Regions from separate parts of the Homo sapiens genome. Here region 2 is linked to region 1. Evidence: chromatin loops called from intact Hi-C (ENCODE). Cell type or tissue: K562. All regions are shown on one strand. Each heading gives the region's core, and the rest is flanking DNA. Links, peaks and the distances in the headings are about the cores only. Region 1 overlaps SDR9C7 (short chain dehydrogenase/reductase family 9C member 7). Region 2 has its middle 77 kb from the start of HSD17B6.

Region 1 (5,379 bases), core at 139-5,138:
GTTTTGGGGCAGCAGGGTAAACAGCTGCCGTGTCCCACCTCTACCCTCCAAAAACACCTATGATTCACAGGAGACCCTCAGCTCAGGGAAAGAAAGAGAGTTGCCTAGAGACCCTCCCTTTTAAATCCCCATGTGCTCATTTTCTTCTTTATTAACAAGCACTCAGAATGTGCAAAGTACTTCACACATACTAACCCTCATAACAACCCCATGAGGGAGGCACTATCTTTAGCTCCATTTTGTAAATAAGAAAACTGAGGCATGGGAAAACTAGGTAATAGGTCCAAAGTCTCCTAGCTGGTAAGTAGTAGAGCCAGGATTTGAACCCAGGCAGTCCGGCTCCAGCAGCCATGCCCTTGATCTCTTTGCTGTATTTATCTCAGTGCATTTTCACCTGATTCCCCTGCATCATGATGCTGTGGGGGCAGGTGCCAGGAGTGGGCTGAATTGCCCTTAACTCCCCGGGCTGCTCCAGAAGTGATGATTCTGCCACTTGCTCTCTATTCTCAAACCCCAGCTGTGCCACTATGTGACCTTGGGTCCTGAACTCCTCTGCATTTTGTCTCACCATCTGTAAACGGAAAGCCAGCTAATGACCCCAAGACCCACTCGCCCCCCTCAGAGACCCCTCTCCTGCCCCAGGAACTTACAGATGCGGAAATAATCCTCTCCGTAGCTGTCCCGGGTCTCCTGAGGCAGCCTCTCCCAAAGCTTTCGCATGCGTGACTCCAGGTTCTCCTTGCCGAGAATGGCTGTCCGATAGTTCCCTGGCTCAATGATGCAGACTTTCACCCCAAAGTAGTAGAGCTCACGCCTGGGAAAGAAGAGTTGCAGTCAGTCTGGGCCCCAAGATGACAATCATCACGGAGAGTCACCTCTGGATGGGCTGGTCTTTCAGGAACCTAGAGATGCTTCTCTCACCCCTGTACTTGGCCCTGGCATTGCCTTTGTGCAAATAAGCCCTTCCTTAGGGACTCAGCCCTTTCCAAAACTGGCCCAACAGTCTCTGGGCAATTTGCATTAGGCACAACCAGCGGGAAGAAGTCAATAGAGAATCTAGGCCAAAGCCTTGCCTCCCACCAGGTCCCTCCCATTAGCAACCCCTCACTCAACACCCACACGGTGAATGGTGTGGATATACACAAGGCCTGCACGCTCCTCTAAGGACCTCCCAGAGGGGACCTGTGCCTCCAGGCCTGTCTGTCTGTTTGGGGGACTCTCCCTCCTCTCACAGGCCCAAACAGGGTTTCACTCACCCTGGTGCCGCTCAAGGGAAGGCCCACCTGATGCCTTGTATTTCCACCCTACCTCTTCTCCTCATCCCTGCTCTTGGTCCTTGGAGAAAGCACCTTGAGGTCTAACCTTCCTTCTGCTATTGTGTTAGCTTCCTGTCTGCGGAATTCCCCTGCCCACATGCTGTCACTCCCAACCCTCTCTAATCTCTGGGATTTTCACCCAGAATTGTTCAGTACCAGGGCCCAGTTACCTTATGCTGTCAGAGAAGGCCTCAACGCCAAACTTGGAGACGCAGTAGCCACCACCAATGACAGCCACACGACCACCAGAGCTGGACATGTTGACAACCCTGCCCCGGGCTCTCTTGACCATGGGCAGCATGTGAAGGGTCACTTCGATCAGTCCCACCAGGTTCACATTAATCACCTTCACAAAGTCATCCTTGGTCAGCCATTCGTTGGGACCACTGGGCAGGCCCACACCAGCATTGTTCACCAGGGCCCAGAGGCCTGGGGGTGAGATGAACCACACAGAAATCATCAGTGGGCCTGGGAAAGAACCAAGTTCTGCTCCCCACCGGCTCAGTGCCCTCAAGGATGGTTGAGCAGGTGCACAAGACATAACTCGGTCAGGCTATAACATAAAAGGAAGGTGTGTCTTTTACTAACTCGTTTTCCCTGAAGGGACACTTTTTCCTGATTCACATAAAGTCTGCCGGCTAGCTGGCGCTCTGTACTAGCTACAATCGAGGTGTTAGGTGACAGCATTTCAGCTATCAGCTTTGGGATAAGAGTTTCATTTTCATACCAATGAATTAATGTTTAGATCCCTTCCCCATCATACTTCTCCCTCTCTATTCACTTAAGTATAACCAACTGCATTTCACATACTACCAAAATCAATCCATTCATTCATTCATCTTCACACATTTATTCATGCATTTATCTAGTCTGTGACAATTACAGGGTGAAGGAGGCCAGGTGCAGTGACTCACACTTGTAATCACAACCCTTTGAGAGGCTGAGGTGGGAGGATCACTTGAGGCCAGGAGTTTGAGACCAGCCTGAGCAACAGAGTAAGACCCCTGTCTCTACAAAAAAAGAAAAAAAATTAGTCAGGCGTGGTGGTATGTGCCTGTAGTTCTAGCTACTTGGGAGGCTGAGGTGGGAGAATCACTTGAGCCCGGGTTACAGGTTACCTTGTTCGAGGTTACAGTGAGCTATAATGGTGCCATTGCACTCCAGCCTGGGTGACAGAGTGAGACTCTGTCTCTAAAAATAAAATGAAATAAAACGATATAAAATAAAATAAAGTAAAATACAGGGCAAAGGAGACATAAAATGAACAACACAGCATCTTATCCCTCAAGGAACTCACAAGCCTAGAAGGAAATAATAATATTTATAAATAAATATATAAAATATTTAAATAAAATAATTATGGAAAATGTGATGAGGACTATCCTTGAGATATTTCAATTAGGTTGGTACAAATGGAAAGAAATAATGCTAAGTGTTGTCATTCAACTCTGCAGGGGCCCAGGGTTGAAGAGCTTCAGGTCCAGTCCTGGTTTTACCTCCAGCCTTGAACAAGTCACTTCCCTCTCTGGGCCTCAGGCTCTTCATCAGATTAGACTAAAACAGTTGTTTCCAGGCTGTATTTTGCAAGCCTTCTAGGGGGAGGAAAATGCAGGAGAAGCTCTCCTTTCATTTGTTTTACATATTGGGGTTCTACTGTAAACCCCTCTAAACACTCCTCAAGGACCCCTTCCAGCTCCTTCATGCAAGGATTCCCCAAGTCCTACTGCCTGGTGATTCGCACCACAGCCCCAGCCTCAGCAGCCCCAAGATACTCTGCAGGCGCATCCCACTGTCTCCTGAGGGCAGGTCTCAACACAAACATAAATCCTAGTCCACCCCTCCCTCTAGGGCTGGGGTCCCCACCCAAGCCATGCCCCTACCCAGTCTCCCTGCCTTTCTCCATTCAGGAGCAATGAGAAAGCATGAAAGAACTTCCTCTCCCATCCCCCTACCCACCCCAGTTCCCAGTGTTTCTTAGACCAGGATATTGCCAAGTGGCTTAGGCAAAATAATGGTCCCCCAAAGATGTCCCCATCCTCATTATCTCTGGAACCTGTGAATCTGCTGGATTACATGGGAAAGGGGAATTAAGGTTGCAGGTGGAATGGAGGTTGCTAATTAATTGTCCTTAAAGTTAGGGAGGAAGCTAACACGGGAAATTATCCTGGATTAACCTGGTGAGCCCAATATAATCACAAGTCCTAAGTGGAAAGAGGCAGAAACCGGAGAATCAGAGAGCTTGAGAAAAGTGTGAAAAAGACTGGGCCCAACCTTGCGGGCCTTGAAGATGGAGGTAGCAGGCCAGGAGCCAGGGGATGCCAGCTGCCTCTGGAAGCTGGAAAAGTCGATGAGACGGATTCTCCTCTACAGCCTCTAGAAGGAACACAGCTCTGCTGACTTTGATTTTAGATCAGTGAGGCCTATTTTAGACATTACTCCTCCACAACTACAAGATAATATGTTTGTATTGTCTTCAGACCCCACAGTTGTGTTATTTGTTACAATAGCAACAGGAAACTCACATGCTAAGTGAGGTATTAAGGCAAGTGGCTCAAGGCTGAATGTAGGGAACTGGCTGAGACAGCCTGCTGAAGACAGAGGCTCACTCTTGCTGAATTATTAATTAATTAGCTCACTCAAATCTATTTATTCAGTACCTTACTAGGTGCCAGACATTATTCTAGGTACTAAGGATGTACAGTAAATAAAAGGGACAAAAATCCTTGTCCCCAGGAAGCTTTATTCTAGCAGAGGAAACAGACAATAAATAAGTAAAATCTATTGTACATTGACTAGTGATAAGTGCTAAGGAGAAGAATCAAGCAGGGAGTTACTGTCTAGATCCCCCTGGCTCCAGGGCTCTGTTGCCCTGACCTGCGCATGGGCTCCAGACTAGTTCCTTTAGGAGGGAGGACTTCCTCTAGTCTGCTGCTTCTGCAACTCAGCCATCCTGTTCCTCCTGTTCCTGGGCCCACACCCTGTGTGCTGGAAGTGCATGAGGCAGGTCCCCACACAGTCCTGGGCCAGCCCCAGTCCACAGCTTCCTTTCCCAATAGGAGCAGCCACTGTGACATACATACTTGCCCTGAAGTCAAATCAACACCCACCATGATGTCAAGAAGAGACCAGATCTCTTTCTCCCCTGCCTGACATAGTCAAGGAGACAAACTGCACCCACTCATGGGATCCAGCCTCCTGTCTCATTCCCCCTCCCCCATCCTGATCCCAACAAGAAATGTGTTTGTATTTCCCCAGGAGCTGATGGTTAGGACTGCTGAAACATCAGAGAGGCACATCCTTTTTTTTTCTTTTTTTTCTTTTTGAGAGGGATTCTTGCTCTGTCACGAGGCTGGAGTGCAGTGGCGCAATCTTGGCTCACTGCAACCTCCGCCTCCCGGGTTCAAGTGATTCTCCTGCCTCAGCCTCCTGAGTAGCTGGGACTACAGGCACGTGCCACCACACCCAGGTAATTTTTATACTTTTTAGTAGAGATGGGGTTTCACCATGTTGGCCGGGATGGTCTCGATCTCTTGACCTCATGATCCTCCCACTTCGGCCTTCCAAAGTGCTGGGCTCATAGGCGTGAGCCACCACGCCCAGCCAGGCACGTCCATTTTTAGAGGTTTGGACACACAGAACACATCTTCCCCCCTCGCTTCCTATTGAGACCTCTTTCCCGTTTCTCTGAGTTTCCAGGACAGAAAACTTCCTTGGGAAATCACCCCTTCATGTGAACAGGCCAAACCATGCAGTGGCTTCCAATCAGATTGAGGCAGGGGCCTTTCCCTACATCACCCCTCCCACCCAATCTGGACATCAGGGTCTCTGATACTGTCAGATGCTTCGGGAGAGAGGAAGAGGAAGAAGGAGAAACCAAGAAAGCCAAAGAATGTAATTCGCCCCACCTTGTTCGCCCACTTTGTCCCTCACCCACTGGGCCGCCGCCTTGATGCTTTCGCTCTTGGTGACATCCAGTAGGGTGGTCTGCAGCCGATAGGAGGTATCCCGCTGAAGTTTCTGGGATCCCTCCTCAGTGAAGCAAGCAGCCAGCACCTGCATGCCC
Region 2 (5,379 bases), core at 59-5,058, 91 kb before region 1:
AGGTTGTCTGCCATTTTGCCTCTTAGGGTGCATTCTTGAGCCTACTTGCCTAATCCTGAGATCTTATTGGGAAGCTGCTAATTACTAGGTTTGGGTGTTTCTATCTATTGGGAGGTTGCTTTCGCTGGTGCTGGCTGTGACCAATTATTTTTTAGAGACAATGCAACAACTGCCTGACCATCACCTGATTATTGCCTGACATTCCTGGTGGTGGGGGCTGAGAGTGGCCCTCTCCTGCCCTGCTCACCTCTGACTAGCTACCTACTGTAACAGAATCATCATGGAGGTGTTCAAGGAGGGAATTGCCTTTAAAAAGAGGGTTAGGTTCAGAGAGGAGGAAAAAGTTGGGCAAGGTGAACCTAGGAAGCTGCCAGTACCAGCAAGTTGGGATTTAGGTCCTCAAGGTGTAATGGGATTATTTCTGAAAACAAGGAGGGTTATGACTTTGTGAAACTCTTCAATCTTTAGTCAGTTAGTCAGATTTATATCTGAGATAGCAGAGGTCCTTTTTCGTCTGAGTTTTATTCCTATAAAAGGGAGAGGAAGAGGAGAGAAATAAAGAAGCATTTCTAGCATGGCCACTTTACTGTAGGCTCTGTGTCTAGGAAATTTTCAAGGATCCACAAAATTTCTTTTGGTTCTCAAACATTATTTTCTCCAGATTATAAGGACAATAGCAAAATAAAAAACACTGATTTGAGTGTAATTAGAATATATCAACCTCATTAGTTGATTAAATTTGTTCCTAAACATTATGGCATTTAAAAATAAATTATAGATTAGTTATCATTACCTGAAACAAATTCCTGATCCTGCAAGATGAAAAGTGATAAGTAATTATGTTAAAACAAATTAATGGTAGCCAAGTAATTTTCAGTGAACTAGTGATAGCCACATTTTAAAAAGATTTTGTTTTTGTTTATTAAAAACTATCACACAGTTTTATTTATGAGGCATTAGAATCTTCAGCTGTTTGAGCATGCCAGGGGGGTAATCCACGTGGGTAGAAAGCTAGCCAGGCGGGAGCAAAGACAGAAGGGATTCCATTTTCCCGGCCTTTTTTTGGCCTTAGTTTGTTGCCAAGTAAATCAGAAACCTAAGAAAAACAGATTAAGCGGTTTCCTTGTGAGTTTTAACCACAAATCTATGCTGCTGTCAAGAGCTGTAAGAAGGCTTTGCTTGCTCAAATCTCAAAAGGAAGACATTTTACTTTCCTCAAACAGAAATAGTCCCAGGGCTAAAATATTCACTTCCTTTGGTCATGCCTGGACCCAAGGCCCCGGGGACGGGAGGACTCCAGGGTCAGGGAGAGAATATTAATTCCCTATTTCCTTTCAAAATTTGGAGCAGAAGGGATATGTGCAGGAGGGAAATGCAAGATAACTACAGATTGAATTCTAAAGAAGGCAAGTCCTTGTGCTGCTCACCAACCTCCCTCTCCTGCACTCACCCCTCTCAATGCCCTGCCCTGATCCTTGAGAAAGTAAATATTAATTTGAACAGAGAAAGTATCTTTCTGGCTGGCCAAAGGGTTTTTTGAAGGACATGCTGCAACTGTAAAGTGTCTTAACGACCTCTTTCTTTGAGTGACTATAGACTTTTTACTCACTGAGAAATCTTGTTCTGTAAAAGCAAAGACTATCAAACACTTCAGTGTTTAAAATTCTATTGTAAGAGGCCAGGTATGGTGACTCACATCTATAATCCCAGCACTTTGGGAGGCCAAGGTGGGAGGATGGCTTGAGGCAAGAAGTTTGAGACCAGTTTGGGGAATAAAGCAAAACCTCATGTCTAAAAAAATTATATCATAAAAATGAATATCCCACCCTTGCCTGAGTCACTTTGACACAGAAGCAGCCTCATTATATAACCCAGGTGCAGAACTTTAGATAGGGGTTGCTGGAAACATTTCACATCTAAACTGTGCTTTCTAATGAAACAAGACCTTGGGACCATTTTGTAATCCAGACCTGGAGTTGATCTCTTTTCACAGAGCCCTGCTTTGCTTGGAGTCTATCAAGAAATTGCTTCATCTCCATATCCTATAATAATTCTCTTTTCCTTTGATCAGACAACCCATGAGTCCCCTGGTATGCAGTCTTCCTCATGGCAATAGGACAAAAGACCTGACTTTGTTGGACCTTAAGTTTATTCCTGGTGCCTCAGGCTGATTAGGAGACCTTTTGGCTTCAGCCTCTCCCTGTGGGGTTTTCTGTCCCTCACCCCTCAGAGGACTTGTGTAGGATGCCAGCTGGCCCTGAGGCCTGTGCCACATTGATGCAAGGATGAGAGTCAAGATCTGCCATGATAAGTCAAGGGAATGTGTAAAATGGCATGTTGGAACTCAGCTGCAGCTGGTCCTGCTGTCCTGCTCGGTGTACCCCCCAGCCACCAGAGGGCCCCAAATGGCCTGCTTTGGAGTTTCTCCAGCAATCATTGAAATTTGGCTCTTGTCTTACAGTCTTTGGTTAGGCTCACAAAGTTTCTGCCAATTCCCTGGGCTGCTTCAAAAACTCTAGCTTACAACTGATGGTAGGAAAACAACACCTAGAAAAACACAGACCATGCCTTAGTGATCAGAATATAGATGTGATTTGATTGCCTCATACTAAGACTCAGCTAGGGGTACTTTTTGAATAATAAAACTTATTAAGAATCCCCCTCGATTAATCAGGTCTTTCTCATCTTATGATTAAGTAAGCTTGGAAAACACTGATTTACACAAGTGATCCACCCTCAGTAAGGCAAAATAAAATGTAGACAGTGTAATTACCTCCTGCTTTAAAGGATGCAGCTAAGAATCCTTTTGTGAAGTAAGTTTCTCCAAATAAGAGTGAAAAAGAATAAGCACCTCTTATTTACTAAGTTAGCATTTTCATGCCCTGGATTTTTGAGGGCCACTGTTCTTGCAGTTTGCTTTCTATACCAGTTTCTATACCTTTATTATCTATACCTCCCTATCTTTCATTCATTCCCTCCTTCTACCCAGATATATACACGTACCACACAACCTGAATATTTCAGAGCAATCTTGATTCCAAGCATTCATTCACTGTTCTCATAAAAATGCTTGTATTTGTCAGTCCTAAGAACAGTCATCATTCATAATGTATCTGTCAGCAATGAAAACACATCCCCAGTATATGCCTAAGCTAACCCCTAATATTTTGTACCTGGAACATTATCTGGCTAACCAGAGACATTGAGGACAAAGCAATTTGTCTGAAGGACAGACTCCCCCACTGCCCCCGCCATCCATCCCCTGCACTGTACTCTGTCCCCCATGCATCCTTCACTCCCTGGGTGGCTGCAGCGATATTCTCTGTCTTGGTGATGTCCAGGGTCACCGTCTCCAGCCTGTCTGAAGTCTGGCCCCTCAGCTGCTCTGCCTCCTTCTCCATCAGACACATAGCCAGCACCCTCAAGCTTTGCGTATCCAGCTGTCTTGCCAGCAGATTCCCGAAGCCCGAGTCACAGCCCATGATGAAGCAGTTATCTCAAGGGAGGCTCACCACCTGTCTCTCCCACTACCAGCGCAGAAGGTAGTACAGGCCCACGAGGGCTATCAGGGAGAGTCCCATGGCAGGGGTCTCTCCTTCACCTTGGGAAAGAAAGAAAATCTTCTAAACCTTAAAAAGTATGTTCTCTGACCACAATGGAATTAAATTAGGAATAAATAACAGAAAAGTATCCAAAAAATCTCCCAGTAGTTGGAAAATTACAAAATATTTGGCTAAATGATACATGCATGGATTAAAAAAGAAATACAAAGAAAAATTAGAATATATTTCAACTGAGTGAAAATGAAAATGTGGTACATTAAAGTTTGTGGAGTGGGGCTAAGCTGTGCTTAGAGAGAAATTTATAACACTAAATGCCTATATTAGAAAAGAAGAAAGGTTTCTTTTTTTAACATTTATTTTAAGATCGGGGTACACGTGAAGGATTGTTACATAGGTAAACGTGTATCATGGGGTTTGTTGTGTAGATTATTTCATCACCCAGGTATTAAGGCTAGTACCCATTAGTTATTTTTCTTGATCCTCTCCCTATCCCCACCCTCAACCCTCTGATAGACCCCAGTGTTCATTGTTCCCCTCTATATATCCATGTGTTCTCATCATTTAGCTTCCACTTATAAATGAGAACATGTAGTATTTGGTTTTCTGTTCCTGCATTAGTCTGCTAAGGATAATGACCTCCAATTCCATCCATGTCCCTGCAAAGGACGTGATTTCATTCTTTTGAATGGCTACATAGTATTCCATTGTGTTTATGTACCACATTCTTTATCCAGTCTATCATTGATGGGCATTTAGGTTGATTCCATCTCTTTGCTATTGTGAATAGTGCTGGAATGAACATATGCATGTATGTGTCTTTATGATAGAGTAACTTACATTCCTTTGGGTATATACCCAGTAATGGGATTTCTGGGTTGAATGGTAGTTCTGTCTTTAGGTCTTTAAGGAATTGCCACACTGTTTTCTGTAACGGTTGAACTAATTTACACTCCCAACAGTGTATAGGTGTTTTTCTCTACAACCTTCCCAGCATCTGTTATTTTTCGACTTTTTAATACCAGCCATTCAGACTGGTGTGAAATGGTATCTCATTGTGGTTTTGATTTGCATTTCTCTAATGATCAGTGATGTCGAGCTTTTTTTTCCATATGCTTTTTGGCCACATGTTATGTCTTCTTTTGAAAAGTGTCTTTTCATGTCCTTTGTCCACTTTTTAATGTTTTTTTTCCCTTGTAAATTGGTTTAAGTTTCTTATAGGTGCTAGATATTAGATCTTTGCCAGACGCATAGTTTGCAAAACTTTTCTCCCATTCTGTAGGTTGTCTGTTTACTCTGTTGATATTTTTTTTTCTTACTTTCTTTCTTTTTCTTTTCTTTCTCTCTTTTTTCTTTTTTTTTTTTGAGACAAGAGTCTCACGCTGTCACCCAGGCTGGAGTGCAGTGGCACAATTTCAGCTCACTGCAGCCTCTGCCTCCTGGGTTGAAGCAATTCTCATGCCTCAGCCTCCTGAGTAGCTGGGACTACAGGCAGGCACCAGCATCCCTGGCTAATTTTTTTCTTTTTTTTTGGAGATGGAGTTTTGCTCTGTTGCCCAGACTGGTGTGCAGTGGCACGATCTCTACTCACTGCAACCTCCACCTCCCAGGTTCAAGCAATTCTCCTGCTTCAGCCTCTCGAGTAGCTGGGATTACAGTCACATGCCAACACACCCGGCTAATTTTTTATATTTTTGGTAGAGATGGGGTTTCGCCATGTTGGCCAGGCTGGTCTCAAACTCCTGACCTCAGGGAATCTGCCCACCTCGGCCTCCCAAAGTGTTGGGATTACAGGTGTGAGCCACCACGCTTGGCCCAA

What was found. Hi-C counts contacts between places; a loop is a spot of excess contacts. Peaks named below come from ENCODE experiments on the same cell type or tissue, not always from the same donor. Only the 100,000 strongest peaks of a DNase experiment are listed, where the experiment ranks them.
Region 2: a loop joins it to region 1, with 8 times the contacts of the local background. A loop is called at or near these places in 2 of 110 quality-filtered maps.

What each region holds. Positions count from the first base shown.
Region 1 is chr12:56,928,740-56,934,118 of GRCh38, forward strand. SDR9C7 (short chain dehydrogenase/reductase family 9C member 7) reads right to left here. Exons shown (of 4, transcript NM_148897.3): 1 at 5,222-5,379; 2 at 1,487-1,745; 3 at 651-814. Among named protein-coding and RNA genes, the nearest start is that of SDR9C7, 3.0 kb to the right of the region's middle. In K562, for the core only: no CTCF peak of the experiment used is centred there; a DNase peak (open chromatin) is centred at 2,842; H3K4me3 peaks cover 213 bases.
Region 2 is chr12:56,837,695-56,843,073 of GRCh38, forward strand. No RefSeq gene overlaps it. Among named protein-coding and RNA genes, the nearest start is that of HSD17B6, 77 kb to the left of the region's middle. In K562, for the core only: a CTCF peak has its summit at 2,393 (motif pointing right); a DNase peak (open chromatin) is centred at 2,387.